Regions from separate parts of the Homo sapiens genome. Here region 1 is linked to region 2. The links are chromatin loops, found by intact Hi-C in ENCODE. Cell type or tissue: PC-9. All regions are shown on one strand. Each heading gives the region's core, and the rest is flanking DNA. Links, peaks and the distances in the headings are about the cores only.

What was found. Hi-C counts contacts between places; a loop is a spot of excess contacts. Peaks named below come from ENCODE experiments on the same cell type or tissue, not always from the same donor. Only the 100,000 strongest peaks of a DNase experiment are listed, where the experiment ranks them.
Region 1: a loop joins it to region 2, with 3 times the contacts of the local background. A loop is called at or near these places in 2 of 110 quality-filtered maps.

What each region holds. Positions count from the first base shown.
Region 1 is chr6:36,219,430-36,228,620 of GRCh38, forward strand. BRPF3 (bromodomain and PHD finger containing 3) reads left to right here. Exons shown (of 13, transcript NM_015695.3): 10 at 2,739-2,836; 11 at 5,838-5,935. Among named protein-coding and RNA genes, the nearest start is that of BRPF3-AS1, 27 kb to the left of the region's middle. In PC-9, for the core only: no CTCF peak of the experiment used is centred there; DNase peaks (open chromatin) are centred at 5,702 and 8,182; H3K4me3 peaks cover 522 bases; H3K27ac peaks cover 3,558 bases.
Region 2 is chr6:36,356,284-36,365,261 of GRCh38, forward strand. It overlaps a transcript of ETV7 not described here. Among named protein-coding and RNA genes, the nearest start is that of BNIP5, 24 kb to the left of the region's middle. RefSeq lists an enhancer at 4,801-4,960. In PC-9, for the core only: CTCF peaks have their summits at 4,430 (motif pointing left) and 4,630; no DNase peak of the experiment used is centred there.

The sequences.
Region 1 (9,191 bases), core at 858-8,857, 140 kb before region 2:
CTGGAAGCCCACTTTGTTGGGGTCAGGGTAGGATTGGACCCATCAAACTATCCTTTTCTTGCTCTTGACTAAAAGTGAAAGGTGTGTTGTTGGCCCCTTCTTCTATGAAGGGCATTCTTTTCAGCTATGAGCCACAAGAGCAAGCAAGGCCAGGCTCTGGTTAGCCTGCTAATTCAGGTGGCGTGTTTGCCTTTCTGCAGAACTCCAGTGCAATGCCCTTGATTTATCTGGGGCCCCTTGGAGGAAGTATGTATTAATATTTCAGGGTTTAAAATAGGAGATCCAAAGGCTTCAACTGCAAGGGTTGTTTTTCTTTTTCCCCCCATACTGTGGTAATAAGTATATAAGGGAAGACCTTATTTATTAGACCAGAATCATATAATCCCAGAATTAGAAATAACCTTGAAAGAACTGGTCACTAACCCATCCCCCACACTCCCTTTTTCACTTACCCCTTGGTTTATCTTTTCTGATGATTTTCTGAGCAGGTTGGTGCTACATGTGCTTTCTATAGATCACTCATTCAAATATTGATAACTGAACACCTACTGTATGCCAGGTACTGTTCTAAGCACTAAGGTGCCTGTTCTCATGAAGATTATCTTCTAAGGTGTCTGTTCTCATGGATATGGATGTTAAACCAGTAAATAAGATAACTGTAGGTTGGGTTGTCTGCTTAGGCTGGGGTAACTTGGAGAAAGGGCTGAAATGCAGGCCATGATTGAGTCAGTTGTGCTTTTTTCTACAAATCAGGAACATACAGACCTATTTTTGGTGTTGCATCCTATTTTATTGAGCTCATCCTTCTCAGAGCTCATCATTCTATAGTACAGTATTAGCAGTTTGTAATACTTTAAGTAAGACATTAAAATTTACTATCCTTCGTATGACAATAACTACAGCTGTGTTTATTGACTGCATGGTATGTGCTGTACTGAGAGTTTTATGTGTGTTCGTTCATTAATCCTTACAACAACACATGGGGAGTGTAAGCCTCGGAGAAGTTAAGTAACTTGCTGAAGGTTACAGAACTGATAACAAGAGCTGGGTTTTGAACCCAGATAGGCTCCAAGAGTTTAATTTCTTAACTACTTTGCTGTGCTGTCTTCTGTTGTATTTGAAGATGTCTCCCCAGATTCTTGATGTGAACTTTGATTTGTTTTTCTTTTTCTCATCTTGACGTGAACTTTGAGAGGCTTTCCTGATAAAATTACTAGCACTTTACATTTGTACAAGGCCTCAATTTCTCTAATATGTTGGCAGATTTTTATAGGGTAAATGGGAACTAAATCCTAAATGTAAACTGGGTATTTTTTGTTTTTTCCCAAACAGTTTCTATTTTGACTAGCAATAAAAACTACCAACCTAACTACAGGTTACTGAAAAATTATGATTCATTGGGTTTTGGTTAAGCAAAGTTTTCTTAGCATACGTTCCTGATAAAGTCAGTTCTGATTCAGTAAAACGGGAGTACCCTACTCTCCAACCAGTCCCTACTCCTGGCTGTTTCTTATCCCACTAGGGGTTTCTTTAAGCATTTCTGCTTTTCTGCAGATTGATGACCTATTCTTTAAGCATTTTTTAGTGAGAAAATTTAAAGTTATATAGGAGTAATATTATTTTTTGAAGTTTGGATGGAAAAAAGTGCTAGCCATATCATTTTTGCCCAGAAGCTACGGTGTACATTAGAATTGTATGGGGAACAATTTGAAAATACTGATGATGCCCGGGTGGGCTTCAGTTGCAACATTGCTTTGGTATTGCCATTCTAATTTTTGCTTATCACTTTTTAGTCTTTGTGTAATATACATTTTGCCTCTTTGCAATAGTCATGAAACAAAAATTGGTCTACTTTTTTTTTTTTTTTTTTTTTTTTGAGATGGAGTCTTGCTCTGTCGCCAGGCTGGAGTGCAGTAGCATGATCTTGGGTCACTGCAACCTCCAACTCCCTGGTTCAAGTGATTCTCCTGCCTCAGCCTCCTGAGTAGCTGGGAGTACAGACACGTGCCACCACGGCCAGCTAATTTGTGTATTTTTAGTAGAGATGAGGTTTCACCATGTTGGCCAGGGTGGTCTCGATCTTCTGACCTCGTGATCTGCCCAGCTCAGCCTCCCAAAGTGTTGGGATTACAGGCGTGAGCCACCACACCCAGCCCACTTTTTACTTTAAAAAATCCACTTCTCTCTATCCAAGAAAAACTTCACACATAAACCATTTGGAAGTGAGAAGTGCATTTTTTTTTCCAATTTAAAAATGTCTTTTCTAATTAAGGAAGTATGACATGTCCACTTTAGAAAATTTGGCAAAGAGGCAAATTTTTGAATCTCAAAAATAAATTGGTTTCTAAAGAAAAGCGATGTGAACCAGAGCAAAGAATTCTGGGCAGATGTAAGATGGCCCCTGTCATGGCAAAGCTGCTTAGACGCTGGAAGGATTGACAAATGACTGGTGTGACCTTTCCTTTGGATGAAGTCCAAGGTTCCTGAGCAGGGAACTGAGCAACTCCTTCCAGGTTCAGTCCTTCCATGTAGATGAAATGGTTCCTCAAAACCTCATGGGAACTTTTCAGTCAAAAACATGGGTTAGTGTGAGTTTTTAGGGGAAGGTGAGAAACTGTCCTCCCTGAAGAGTTTTTGCAGCTCCACTCCTGTCAGAGAGGGGAGAGGGGAGAAGGGGAGTCGGCGTTTTAGTCATTGAAATTGCTCATTTCACCCCTCTCTCCCTGCTCTGTGTGCAGTGGTCTGACGCCCCCCAAACGCAGCCGTGGGAAGCCAGCCCTGTCTCGAGTGCCCTTCCTGGAAGGTGTGAACGGAGACTCTGACTACAATGGCTCAGGTGAGGAGCAGTGTTCAGGCAGAACTGAGGGGGCCAGGCCTTCTGAGGAGCCAGCTCTTCAGGCTGCTGCACTGCTGGGGCTCCGTACCAGGCAGCCAGTCCTTGAGCTCCCCCAAACTCTTGGGCCCTTGGGCAGGGAGATGGCACTCTCCCAGGCCAATCATACTCTTTTTTTTTTTTTAATTGCATCTTAAATTTGAATAGGTTGTACATGCCCATAGTAATAAAAATCAAAAAGGTACAAAAGAGTGTATAATGAAAGCTAGCACTCCCCTCCCTGGAACATCAACTGCTAGCATTTTCTTTTATATCTTTCCAGAGGTAATCCATATGTATACAAGCCAAAACTTGCATGAATAATTAAGAGAGTGAGTGGAGAAGCCTAATATGCACATGTTCCTCTAAACCATTCCTTTTTTTCCAGCTAATAATATATCTTGGAGATCCTTCTGTGCTTTTTATTGGCTTCCCAGTGTCCCATTATATAGGAATGCTATCATTTGCTTAGCCAGTCCTCTAAAAGATGGACGTTTAGATTGTTTTCATTTATTATCGTAACCAGTGTTGCAGTGAGCAACCTTATGCATAGATAATTTTATATCCATAGGGAGCCTATCTATAGAAGTGGAATTACTGAATTGAAGGAAGTGTGTGTTTGTAGTTTTCATGGATACTGCCTGTCCCCATTCACAAACGTTATCAGTGATAGCCTGTATCACTGAATCTCGCACATACATAACCCTGTAGTTTTATGGGCCTTGTCTCCTTGGATAAAAGGAATAAAGGGCAGGGCAGGACCTGGGGGAGAGGCCTGGGGTGGTGCTTAGGTGGGACAGGTGCAGAGCAGGCTGTTCTCTGAGCTCATCTCTGTCCAGCCCTGCTATACAGGGGTGTGTGCTCCCTGGATGCCCTGTCTTTGAAGTGTCCATCTAACACACAGGCTGCAGGGCTTCTCTTCCTTCGTTCCTTTACCCAACTGCTTTATTTTCCCTTAGCATCAGTTTCTTTCTCGTATGTGTGTTGATGAATGCATGCCTGTGTGTTTCATTGCTTTCTGTAACTGTCAGTTCCCAAAAGGTCAGGCTCATGTCTAAATGAATTTGTACAGCATCTCACACAAAGCCAGGAGTGGATTGGCACACTTTGTGCTTCTGGTGGTGACATCTTATTCTTACTTTTAAAACCACATGCTTACTAAAATTACGCCAAAGGATATTGACCTCCCATAGTTCCATCACTGTAACATGATTGTCTTCATTTTTCTGTGTTGCCTTCTGTTTATTTCAGGCACATTTTTAACAAAATGCTGACCCAAACACATGCACTTTTGTATTCTACTTTTTTCAATTTTTTTTTGTACTTTCTTCATGTTGACACATAATCTTTATATATCTCATATTATTGGAACAGTGTATCTAACAATGCATTATAATTTACTTAACCATTCTATTGTTAGGCATTTGGGTTGTTTCCGGCTTTTAGCATTATATGTAATGTAGTGAACCCATATTTTTGTTTAAAATCCTTTTATTCATCTTTAAAGTTATTTTTCTCAGAATAAATTCCCAGGGAAGGAATTTACTGGAACAGGTGGTTCATACATTTTTTAAATGGCTCTTCAGACATACTGCCAAATTACATTCCATAAGGATGGGTTTGGTCTGTAATTGCATCAGTAGTATGTGATTGCACCAGTTTCTACTCAGTCTACCTCTTTGGTATTGGATTTTATCTTTTTATTGTTACTGCTATTGATTCAATAGGTGCAAAATAGTATCTTATAATTTTAATACATTTTTAAAAATTACAAGTGGAGTTAAGCACAGTAGCTCATGCCTGTAATTCCAGCACTTTGGGAAGCCAAGGTGGGAGGGTTGCTTGAAGCCAGGAGTTTGAGACCAGCCTGGGCAACATAGTGAGATCCTATCTCTACAAAAAAATAAATAAATAAAATTTTTTAAAAAGTGAGGTAGTAATATTTCCTTAGAAATAACAATTTCCACCCTGTTAGATTTGGACTTTTTTCCTTGGTTGAGTGTGGTCACCTGCCCATTCCAGTGTATAGATGTGGGGAGGGAAAGAGTGGTTCTTCTGTGTGTTCAGAAGCATCTGTGAAGCACTCATTCACATGTGTTAGTGCGTTGAGTGCAGAGCAAAGTAAGATGAAAGGATGCAGTGCCTGCTCCAGGGATACCCAGTCTCATTTCTGACAAAAGAAGGCATGTGAAGGACTTGCAGACTGCTTAGCTCTGCTGAGTGCCGTGCATCCAGGTGTCCTAGATGGCTAGGTGTGACCCTGTCAGAAAATAACTCAGTTAGCAAGTAATTTTACCAGGATGTCTTCCCTGGCATCTTTGTCCATGAAGCCTCCATCATGAGGACTCCGCACTCAGGGAGGCCCAGAGAGCAGTATGTGGCATTGCCCAAGCTGGATTATGGCCCTTCTCCCTAAGGCCATGAGGATGAAGCAGTTAACATTTTTCCAGGGAAAGCTGTCTTAGGGTTCTAGTTCAGAGGTCGGTAAACTATGGCCTGTAGCCTATTTTTGTATGGTCCATGGGCCAAAAATGGTTTTTACATTTTGAAATGATTGAAAAGAAAATCAAAAGAAGAATGATATTTCATAACATGAAAATTACATGAAATTCAAATTTCAGTGTCCAAAAAATAAAGTTTTATTGGGACATAGCCATGCTCATTCATTTATAGATTGTGTGTGTGGCTGCTTTCATGCTATAACAACAGCAGTGTTGAGTAATTGCAACAGAGGCCGTGTTGCCCACAGAAGCTAAAATATTTACTATTTGGCCCTTTACAGAACTAGTTTGCTGACCCCTGATCCAGTCTAACTTCTAAGGAAAGGAGAGGGAAAAGGAAGGGTGGAGGGGATGTTGTGACTCATTCCTGGGTTGCCCCAGTCAAGTGGAGGCCACAGGCAGGCCTTTTGGGCACCATTCCAAGTCCCCTTTGGGTGCTGTCTCCTCCCCTCCCCCACCCCCAGGCAGAAGCCTCCTGCTGCCCTTTGAAGACCGCGGAGACCTGGAGCCCTTGGAGCTGGTGTGGGCCAAGTGCCGAGGCTACCCCTCCTACCCTGCCTTGGTGAGTCTGCCCCAGACGCCACCCTCCTATCTCCCCTGCCTTGCCTTGGGGGCTAATCTGATTGGATTAAGCCAGCAGAGTGTGGTGGGAGTCAGAGTGTCTTTAGCTGTAGAGGGGAGGGGGGTTTTGCCCCAGCCTGAGTGGGTCAAACTAGCAAGGCTCCCAGCTTGGAGCACTAAAAATAGGCTAAAAGTATGCAGATCAAGGCCAGGGTTCTTAGAGTTTTAATAGCATTTATTTATTTCCTTATGCATAAAAGTAACAGGGCCCATTTTAGAGAATCTTTAAAGCTACTGATAATGCTTAGACGTTTTATTAAATATTTGTCATGCTAAGTCCTTGAAATACTGAGGAAAGTATGATTATTACATTTTGTAAGAAGAAAACTGATGATTTGTGGTCATTCAGCTAATAAATGACAGGGTTGGAATTTGAGCCCAGGGCTTAAAATGTGTGATGTCAAAGCCTGTGTTCTGAGCCACTGAGTTCAAAATCATCCACAGTCCTGCAGGGATAACTTGGGGTGTATATCCACTTACTCTTTTACAAAAAATGTATAAATATGCATATATATGAGACCATATTGCTTTTAGCCTCCCTTTCACTTAACAGCATATCATGAACATGCACATCTTATGCCATTAAACATTCTTCATCAACATCACTTTTAATGATTGCATCGTCTTCAGTTGTATGCATGTACCATATTTTAACCATTCCCTAGTTGGTCACTTACATTGTTTTGAATTTTTCACTATGATAAACAGTTGGCAATAAACATCATTGTAGTTTTACCCTTGTGCACATCCATGATTATTTCCTTACAGTGAATTCTTAGGAGTCCCTTCTTGGGGCAAAGTCTATGCAGAATTCTGATACAAGTTGCCAAGTTGCTGGAAGTTCATTTTGGTTTATACTCACACCAGCAGTAACTAAACTTTTCATTTCTGTCATAGTAGTAGCAGTTAAAAATTCAATTTTTACCACCTTGATTGTTATTTCTGAACTCTTTCTCAGTTGGGGAGGTAGTGTCCACCTAGCTCTGGAAGATACCACTGATACTAAACCTTTGGGGCATGTCAGAATAATCTGTGGAAATTTTTAAAACAATACCCATATCAAGTCACCTCCACCCCAGCGCTATCAAATTAGACTCTCTGAGGCCAGACTGAGGCATCAATATTTTTTAGAAAACATCCTAGATGATCTGTAGCCAGGGTTGGGAACCACCCCACCAGCCTCTTACATGTATACAGGACTCTGGGTTTCTCCTAGCCCCTTCATATCTGCAACTTTTAACAGCAGCCTTTTAAGATAAGGAGAGGAGGAATTCTGATCCTGTTTGGTCAGATAAGGAAATTATAGCTCAAAGAGGTTGTATTAATACAGTTTGTTGGAACCATATTGGAAACCATGTTGCCTACTCTACTCCCTCCTTAGCAGTAGCAGGTGGGGAAAATCCATACTGTGACCTAGCAGCTGAAGAGTTAGGGCCTGGGGCTGCCTGCCTTCACAGGGCTCTCTGCCCTGCCAGCGGTGAAACCGCAGGACTCCCAGCTCAGTCATTAAAGAAGTGATTAAGCTGTGCAGGTTTGGATTTAAAAAACAAACAGACAGAATACCTCACAATGCAAAAAAACTAGTCTAAAACTCGTCTTTTTTTTAATTACCCTCTTAATTATACATTTTGTCATGATTAAAGAAATTCAGCCACCACCTGAACACAACCTGTGTTTTTATTTTGGTGTATGCTCTCCTAGTCTTTTTCCTATGCATTCTTCAGTATGTATTTGCATCCATAAATAGTGGATATAAAGTTTTTAATTTTTTCTGGCTCTTGTCTTTTTTTTCTTGTCTTTTAAACATTTTTTCTTGTTTTTGTTTTTGTTTTTGTTTGTAAGAGTAATATACTGCATTATAGAAGTTTGGAAAAATAGAGGCGAAAAAACACAAACCCCACCATTCTAATGTTGACTCCAAGCATTTTGTATCGTTCTATTTATTGTTCGCATATTCATATTATAGTTGTAATAATAGTGTATGTACACATATGTTAAGTTTTATCACAAACTTTGTTACCATGTTGTTTTACATTTGCATAGTATTCATTGAATGAATGGACCATTTATTATTTTGGGACACAAAAGCTGTCCTCAGTTGGCAGACTTACCCACCTTGCTTTTGCCCTCAGGGGAAATTTTTCACAATCTACCCTCTGCAAGCACCCTGGGTTCCAAGGCAGGAACCAGCATGCCTTAGTCAAGAGGAAACATATCAGAGTAGCCTCACTGTCTTGTTTGGTAATCAAGGAAGCTTACAAGGGCTTGTATGGTGGTTCTCCTTAAGACCCTTTACTTCAATCCCAGGAGGGACAGACAGGCTGGGAGAGAGAGTTTTGATCAAATTACACACCTGGTGGGTGGGGTAAGGTGGTTCTTCCTTAGAGTAAACTCCTAACCAGAACAGCTGCTTTCAGCTGCTTATCTTGAGAGGGATGTAGTGAAATTGGCAGACAAGCAAAGGTAAATAATGAGAGCAGTTTATTGTAAGAAGGGGCCCACTGGGACAGCGTATAGGAAGTAAGATTGCTCTGTCTCTGGAGAAGGCTGCTTCCTCAGTAAGTTCCTAGTCTTTGCTCCCAGAGCTATTAGCTGTCTGCTCTGGAAGCAGGGGCTGTGTAGGAGGCAGTGGGCTGTGGAGGCCCAAGCCTTGTTTGGTTTTAGTACCAATGTGGTTTTAGCCAGCTACATTCTGCTTCTGTGCTTGGTGTTTTCCTCTTGTCAGCTAACACCTGTTAGCAGACTTCTCAGCATCAGCAAGAGATTGAAATGAGATGATGTGTGAATAATTAGGAGCTTTGGAAACTTTGAAAGTGCTCCCTAGACCTGGATTTTGATTGTTGTGTTGATGCTGCCAGGCATTTTGCTGAGCACCTGCCGTCTCTGAGCCAGGCAAGGTGGGGCTGGATGCCAGAAGCAAACCTGAAGGAGAAGGGCCCAGCTGCTGCCCTTGTGGAGCTTATTGCCTCAAGGATTAATGCCTCCAGTGGCCCTTGTTTCCACCCACATCATACCCCCCTCTCCATCAACCTCCAAGCTCATTCTCTAGCTATACACTGAGCCTCCTCTCTGATCTTACCATGGAGGTGTCACAAATATATCTGGTCCATGTATCAGGAAGGATTGTAGTCAGACAGGAAGGTAGTGGGTAACCAGAGACCTCGTTAGAACCAACTGGATGGCCTTCCCGATGCAAA
Region 2 (8,978 bases), core at 979-8,978:
ATTGCACTCCAGCCTGGGTAAAAGAGTGAGACCCTGTCTCAAAAAAAAAAAAAAAACAAAAAAAAACACAAACAAACACACGTATCCCAAACATATATACAACTATTATATATCAATTTTTTAAAAAGAATTGAAGAAAGATCTGCAGGGATCATGACAGCTCCGAGAGCCCCAAGATTAGAAGTGGAGACCAGACCCTCCAGGGACTTCACCTCACCTTTCTGCCCCTCTGGTGTCCCCTCATGGCAGAAGACACAGCTGCCACTAGCTTGGGGTAACTTCCCAGCCAGACACAGAAAGAGAAATCCCAGGGAAGGACCCTGATTGGCCTATCCTGGATCATGCACCATCTGGACCAGTTGCTGTGGCCACGGAAATGGGCTTCTCTTAATGGCCCAGCCTGGGCTACAGGGCCCTCCCCAACTGCTGGGGGCAGGACACTGTGATGGAGTAGGAAAAGAGTTACTCCCAGAGACAAAGTTATTACCAGGAGGATGGTAGATGGAATGCTGGGCTGACACCTGCATTACTTCACAGCCAGTCTCTCCTAAGGATTAAGGCATTGTCCTGTGAAGATGTGTGTATCAAGTGGAGATACACTATGGAGGGAAATTTGCGGGACCCCATCACCACCCGTGAAAACATCATCACAGGTTAATTCATCAAAGTTCTATGCCATAACGCAAAGAAGCAGCTGTAAAGGATTGGAAGCCAGCATGGAGTTTTGATGGGAAGTTGGGAGAAGATATATGGCAGACAGTGCATTACAAATTATCTCTTTTTTTTGGATCCACAAGGAGAAACCTATGTTTTAATCTACATGTAGGGAGCCAGGTATCTCAGGAAAATCAAGATACCATTTGCCACTGAGAGGGCTGCTGAATGTCAGTTGAACAGATTTCAACTGAAAGCCTAAAAGGTCCAGGGGAAGGAGCAGTGACACAGCTTGGAAAGGATATGGCTGCACAGAGAGGGCAGCGCACAGAAGCTGCAGCCTTAAGTAGGAGAACACAGCCAACCTGTGGGAGCCAGCAGGGAGGGACTAGAGAAATAAAATACCTTGGCAATCTCCGACCAGAGAGTTTCTTGACTAAAACCAACCAGGAGCCAGAGGACAGGAAGCCCACTGGGGCAATCCATACAGGACAGTCTCCTGGCCACAGAGCAGGATGAAGAGGGGTGGAGAATGGTGTAAATAAGAGGAAAAGTCACTCAAAAGGAGCAAGGAATATAGGTGGAATATCACAAGCCTGAGTTCTGACAACAAATATGGGCAGAAATGATGGGCGCCTCCCATAAGAACACCTCCCCGGCCACGTGCGCTGGCTCATGCCTGTAATCCCAGCACTTTGGGAGGTCAAGGCAGGCAGATCACCTGAGGTCAGAAGTTCGAGACCAGCCTGGCCAACATGGAAAAACCCTATCTCTACTAAAAATATAAAAAATTAGCCAAGTTTGGTGGCACACACCTGTAATCCCAGCTACTCGGGAGGCTGAGGCATGAGAATCACTTGAACCTGGTAGGTGGAGGTTGCAGTGAGCCAAAATTGTACCACTGCACTCCAGCCCAGGTGACAGAGTGAGATTCTGTCTCAAAAACAAAAACAAAAACAAACAAAAAAACACCTCCCCAATCCTTCACGCTTTCTCCTCCCTACCTGCGGGCTGGGTGTCAATCCCCCATACAGAAACCACATGAAGGAGACAGTACAACCTCCATCAGCCTGGGTCCCCAGATGACTTCATGGGGAAGATCCCTCCCCACCCATGAACCAAGCTTTATGTGGCCAAGAAAATGAATGTCTATCACATCAAGCCACTGAGATTTCAGTTGAGATGCTATGGCCAGCATGACTCTAACTGATACAGTAGCTGCAGATGACGTAGGGCTGGCCTCCTTAGAAGGGAAGCTGGACTTTGATCTGGACATGTCTTCCTCACTTAAAAGCTGGGTGAATTAATTTGCATTGTCAGAAAGGCACTTCATCTTGCTCAAAATAAAGATGTGGTTGAGCTGCCAAGCTTTTGTTTCTGTCATTTCACTGGGGGCCTTCTGCTGCTGGCTCTAGTTCAGGTCTCCTGCTTTGTCAAAGGCCCTTTTTTCTTTTGGTGGCCAATCAAGACCCAGCTTGGTAAATTACTCACTGGTCAGTCAGGAAAAAATAATGTTCTTATTGCAAATCACTTTAGAGTTTGCAGAGGGCTAGAGTTGGCATATTCTGTTCCTAAGGTTGGAAGGGTCCCTGGCTGAAAGCCCAGAATCCCAGAATCTCAAGGTCCCCCTGATGTTCAGTTTCCCCATCCCCCAAACCCTAACACTGGGTCAGCTCACTGACCCTTGTGGGGGTGGTGGAGAAGAAAGTGCCTTTGTTGGTGCTTTAGAAGCTCTCTAGAGATTTGCACGCCACGTTCAGCCACCCACAATCAGCTGTCCCCTGAGAATCTGATATGTACTCCCCACCCCACACCACAGGTCGAGAACCTGAGCTTGTCACTGGCTGGAGCATATGATCATGTGACTGAGGGGAAAGCTCTTCCTGCTCAGAATTGCTGGAATTTTAAGAGCCATATTTAGAACTCTGGGGCTTTCCAGCCAGAGCACTTTCAACAATACACCGTGCTTCCTTGAGTTAGGATGTTTAGATGGGCCAGATCTAGAGAACTGAGGTCTATTCAGGAGACTTTGTGATCTCGGTCTTAGCTGATGGCTCCCCCAAAGGAAGAGGATGGGAGAGGGGCAGCTCTAGGCCAAGATGGTCTTCTCCACCCAGCCTGTCTACATTATTCATATCCATTAAGATTGCATTGGGTTGCACATAACAAACTAACAACAGTGTCCATCTTTCATGGTGTGACCTGCAGATTAAACAGAAAGGGGATGGACAGGCTGGGCGAAGTGGCTCACACCTATAATCCCAGCACTTTGGGAGGCCAAGGTGGGCAAATCACCTGAGGTCGAGAGTTCAAGACCAGCCTGACCAACATGGAGAAACCCTGTCTCTACTAAAAATACAAAAATTAGCCAGGTGTGGTGGTGCACGCCTGTGATCCCAGCTACTCAGGAGGCTGAGGCAGGAGGACCACTTGAACCTAGGAGGCGGAGGTTGCGGTGAGCCAAGATTGCACCATTGCTCTCCAGCCTGGGTAACAAGAGCGAAACTCAGTCTCAAAAAAAAAAAGAAAAAAGAAAAAAAGAAAAAAGAAAGAAAGGGGACAGTCTACTACAGGAGAGAAAGTGACATAGGTAAAGATGATTTGTTCCTGCTTACACATGTTTTTTACATCTCTGACAGCTCAATTTAAATTTGGCCCCTCTCACTTGATTCTATTTTATTTTCCTTCATAGTACATATCACCACCTGCCATTTTATTCTGTATTGATTTGTTTATTTATCTGTTCTGGTCACCACAATATTCCTGTTTCTAGACAGTGCTTAACCTACAGTAGGTGCTCAATGAATGTTAAATAAATGAATGCATTATTTCATTTGAAATTTCTCAACTCCATGTGCTAAGCAGGGCAAAGGATGTTGTCTTTCATTTTACAAAAGTAGAAAGTGAGTCCTAGAAGGGTGGTGTAACTAAAGCCAGTAGAAAACTAAGGAAGCCTCAGTCCTTTTTTTTTTTCTTTTGAGACCGAGTCTCACTCTGATGCCAGGCTGGAGTGAGTGGCGCGATCTCGGCTCACTGCCTCCACCTCCCGGGTTCAAGTGATTCTCCTGCCTCAGCCTCCCAAGTAGCTGGGACTACAGGCATGTGCCACCATGCCCAGCTAATTTTTTTATTTTTAGTAGAGACGGAGTTTCACCATGTTGGCCAGGATGGTCTCGATTTCTTGACCTCGTAATCCGCCCGCCTCGGCCTCCCAAAGTGCTGGGATTACAGGCATGAGCCACTGCACCCGGCCAGTCTTTTTGATTCCTAATCAGGTCTACATGGGTAGGGTGAGGGTAGAGAGGCTCTGACATGCCCCTAGCAGATGTCCCAGATCTGTAAGAGGCCTCATCTAGGCCCCTGCTGACAAACTACTCAAGGATAAAGTGATCATAAGAAGAGGAGATAAGAAGTTATTCCCAATAAAGAGAATGGGAAAATAGGAATTGCAGAAACCAGTGGCCTGTGGGTTAGGAGAGGAGGCTGATGCTATCAACGGACAGCTGGCTTATGGTGCCCCTCAATTCCACCCCCACCCCTGCTACTTACTTTGCCCCCTGGAGGTGTGAGTTCCCCGTCACTGGAGGTGTTCAAGCAGGGCCTGGATGTCTACTTACAGAGCATGCCTGAGCTGGAGAGTACACATCTCCCCGTGAGAGAAGGCAGGCTTGCTGTCCATAGAACATTCAGTCAGCCACCGCCCGGCCCCACACTAACACAAAAAGAGGCTTTTGCACCACCTAGTGGACATGGTTTTAAACTGCAGGCCTTTCCGTGGAGAGAAGCCCACAGCCCAGAATCCCATTTCCCGTGCAGTCTCCCTGACCCCCTCAAGGATCAGAAGGCCCACAGCCCCACTGTGCTTCCAGACCTCAGCCCTGCAAAAGGGAAGTTGGAAAAAGAGAGCAGAAGCCTGTGATTCTCCGGAGGGAAACTCTCCCTGGTGCCTCTCAAGCCGAATTCACTAGCACCACTTTGTCCAGTACTGTCCCCAATAGGCACACTTCTCACGTCATCTCTCCCTGGGGACTGCAATGGTTTGCTCATCAGCTACATCTGTTTCCCCTACTTCTGTGCAAACTTTCCAAGCCAGGGCCCTATTCCCCTTTGTTTACTCACCATCACTCCCCATCCCCAGTATATGAGCAATTAACTCAAAAGGATTCGGGACTTTAAAAAAATCAAGATCACGATTAAAATATTTCTGAGTTGCATATACTGGTTTCAGAACAACCTGCTTTAAACTCCTCACTCAAGTTCTGGGGCTGTCCCATTGGTGGCTTAGTTCCCACCGAGGTCCTTTGAGGGCCGAGGTGTCACTGAGGGAGCTCGCCAGCAGCGCAGGGCCCTGACACCGGCATTCAACAGGCTCCCTCTGAGCTCACACTGCCCTCGCATTTACCACCAGATACGGACATTTCTGCGGTACAGGCCTTTGCTCTGTAAAGGTCTGTGTTTTCTGTGTGTCTCTACAAACCTTTTGTGAGAACATTTGAGTAGAAAATGTGGATCACTAACACCGTGGGACCAGAGGAGGAAGCCAAGGAAGACTGTGGCCCTAGGATCCTCTGTGACAAAGAGGATGGGTCCCCAGCATCAGCCCAGGCTTCCTGCAGTTAAGAGCCCAAGACCCAGCAGAGCCACCAGGATTAAATCAAATGCTAGATCTGGAACTTTCCTATGAAGGAAAAAGCCTTTCTAAGAAAGAATCCACCTAACAGAGAAGAGGAAGACCAGAGCTCATGCTCATGGGTTAATGCTGTAAATGGTTCAACTGGACCAAGACAGTGACTTGTATTATTTGTTTCATTAATGAACTTTTTATTATACTCATTTTTCATAAATTCTTTATCTATTGTCAGTTCTTTAATTGTAATGTAATCATGCCTGGCCACTTTTTCAAACCATGAGAATGTATCTCCTGCTTTTTAAAATTCTTTGTTGGCTGGGTGCGGTGGCTCACACCTGTAACCCCAACACTTTGGGAGGCCAAGGCAGGTGGATCACCTGAGGTCGAGACCAGCCTGACCAACACAGTGAAACCCTGTCTCTACTAAAAATACAAAAGTTAGCTGGTGTGGCCGGGCGCGGTGGCTCACACCTGTAATCCCAGCACTTTGGGAGACTGAGGCAGGCGGATCACGAGGTCAGGAGATCGAGACCATCCTGGCTAACATGGTGAAACCTTGTCTCTACTAAAAATACAAAAAATTAGCCAGGCGCGGTGGCGGGCACCTGTAGTCCCAGCTACTTGGGGAGGGGGCTGAGGCAGGAGAATGGCGTGAACCCGGGAGGCAGAGCTTGCAGCGAGCCGAGATCGCGCCACTGCAGTCCGGCCTGTGTGAAAGAGCGAGACTCTGTCTCAAAAAAAAAAAAATTAGCTGGTGTGGTGGCGGGTGCCTGTAGTCCCAGCTACTCGGGAGGCTGAGGCAGGAGAATCACTTGAACCCAGGAAGCAGAGGTTGCAGTGAGCTGAGATCACAACACTGCACTCCAGCCTGAGTGACAGCAAAACACCTCAAAAAAAAAATTTGTGAGAAGTTCACTTTGACACATGAAATTTTCAATGACCTGCCACTTTTCAGGACTTTAATTGTATGAAAAATGGATATAAACTCAATGCCTCACCTGGTGCCCGGTACAGAGCAGGTACTCAATTGATGTTTGTAGAAGGCAGGCCTAAATGAACCCCCTTACTCCAGGCACCCAGGGGTCCATCCCCAGACCACGGCCTGATCTCCCTGGGGAGATGGAGAAAAGGTGGCATGGCCTCAGGGCTGAGTGCAGAGTTCCGGAGTCGGGATCTCTGGCAGTGATTCATGCCTGCTCTCCTAGTAGCCCAACCCGGCCATGATGGTCTCAGTGCTGGGTGAGATTCATTGCCTGAGTTAAGGCCTCATCGCTGGGAAATGTAGCTGTTGACATCCATCAACCCACCAGCAGGCAAACACCACTTATAACTGGAAGAAGTGATCTAGGAATCCATCCTCCTGCTTCATCTTGGACCCAACCACAATGCTGAGAAGAGGAAATGAGGTGGCTTCAGGAGCGAAGAAGCTGGGCTGGGCCATGTGATCTTGCGCAAGTCACTTCGCTCTGGCGGCAGTTCCCTTCTCTGTAAAATGAGGGCCTGGATAAATTCATTTCGACAGTCCCTCCTAAGCCAGGTATGCAGCTCTGGGGTGAGGAGGTGATAATGTGTCCAGAACTGGTGGGTTCTTGGTCTCACTGACTTCAAGAATGAAGCCGCGGACCCTCGCGGTGAGTCTTACAGCTCTTCAGGTGGCGCATCTGGAGTTTGTTCTTTCTGATGTTCCGACGTGTTCAGAGTTTCTTCCTTCTGGTGGGTTCGTGGTCTCGCTGGCTCAGGAGTGAAGCTGCAGACCTTCGCGGTGAGTGTTACAGCCCTTAAGGCACCGCGTCTGGAGTCGTTCGTTCCTCCCCGTGGGCTCATGGGCTCGCTGGCTCCAGGAGTGAAGCTGCAGACCTTCACGGTGAGTGTTACAGCTCTTAAAGCAGCACATCTGGAGTCATTCATTCCTCCCGGTGGGGTCGTGGGCTCGCTGGCTTCAGGAGTGAAGCTGCAGATCTTCGCACTAAGCGTTACAGCTAATAAAAGCAGCGTGGACCCAAAGAGCAAAAGAACAAAGCTCCCACGGTGTCAAAGGGGACCAGAACGGGTTGCCACTGCTAGCTGGGGCAGCCTGCTTTTATTCTCTTATCTGGCCCCACCCACATCCTGCTGATTGGTAGAGCCCAGTGGTCTGTTTTGACAGGGTGCTGATTGGTGCGTTTACAATCCCTGAGCTAGACACAAAGGTTCTCCACCTCCCCACCAGATTAGCTAGATACAGTGTGGACACAAAGGTTCTCCAAGGCCCCACCAGAGTAGCTAGATACAGAGTGTCGATTGGTGCATTCACAAACCCTGAGCTAGACACAGGGTGCTGATTGGTGTATTTACAAACCTTGAGGTAGATACAGAGTGCCGATTGGTGTATTTACAATCCCTGAGCTAGACATAAAGGTTCTCCAAGGCCCCACCAGAGCAGCTAGATACAGAGTGTGGATTGGTGCATTCACAAACCCTGAGCTAGACACAGGGTGCTGATTGGTGTATTTACAAACCTTGAGCTAGATACAGAGTGCCGATTGGTGTATTTACAATCCCTGAACTAGACATAAAGGTTTTCCACCTCCCCACCAGACTCAGGAGCCCAGCTGGCTTCACCCAGTGGATCCTGCACTGGGGCTGCAGGTGGAGCTGCCTGCCAGTCCGGCGCCGTGAGCCCGCACTCCTCAGCCCTTGGGTGGTGGATGGGACTGGGCGCTGTGGAGCAGGGGGTGGCGCTCGTCGGGGAGGCTCAGGCCGCACAGGAGCCCATGGAGCGGGTGGGAGGCTCAGGCATGGCAGGCTGCAGGTCCCCAGCCCTGCCCCGCAGGAAGGCAGCTAAGGCCCGGTGAGAAATCGAGCGCAGCGCCGGTGGGCTGGCACTGCTGGGGGACCCAGTACACCCTCCGCAGCCGCTGGCCCGGGTGCTAAGTCCCTCATTGCCCGGGGCTGGCAGGGCCGGCCGGCTGCTCCGAGTGCGGGACCCGCCAAGCCCACGCTCACCCGAAAGTTCAGCTGGCCCGCAAGCGCCGCGCACAGCCCCAGTTCCCGCTCGTGCCTCTCCCTCCACACCTCCCTTCAAGCTGAGGGAGCCGGCTCTGGCCTTGGCCAGCCCAGAAAGGGGCTCCCACAGTGCAGCGGTGGGATGAAGGGCTCCTCAAGTGCCGCCAAAGTGGGAGCCCAGGCAGAGGAGGTGCCGAGAGCGAGCGAGGGCTGTGAGGACTGCCAGCACGCTGTCATCTCTCAATAAGAGAGGCCATGGGGCATGGGCTCATCGCAGAGCAAAGTCAAGGAGCTGGAACAGTCTCAGAGGGAAAGTGAAAGGGGCAAAGCATTTTCCCATCGATCCTTTTTCCAAAGCCACCTGCCTGCCCCCCTGCCGGTGAGTACCATCGAGGGTCCCAGATAGGACTAAGCCTGGAGTTTCCCTGCTCATGGGCTATCACAGCTTTGAGCCCCAAAGTCCAAGAGTCCTTATCAAGGACTTCTCTGCAGTGACTCAAGGCCAGTGCAGGCGCCAGCAGAGACGGGGATTTCCTGACCGGCTGGGGGCAAGAGGCTGAGGTAGTTTCCTCCTTCTGAGAAAGAAGATATGAATCCGAGGAGTTCTATTCTTGGTTAAATGAAAATACTCCCTTCTCCTTCTACCTGAGCTTTACCTGACGGCTTGCAAGGGCAGAGGCTCTGGCCCTCAGGAGGCCCCAATCAGTAC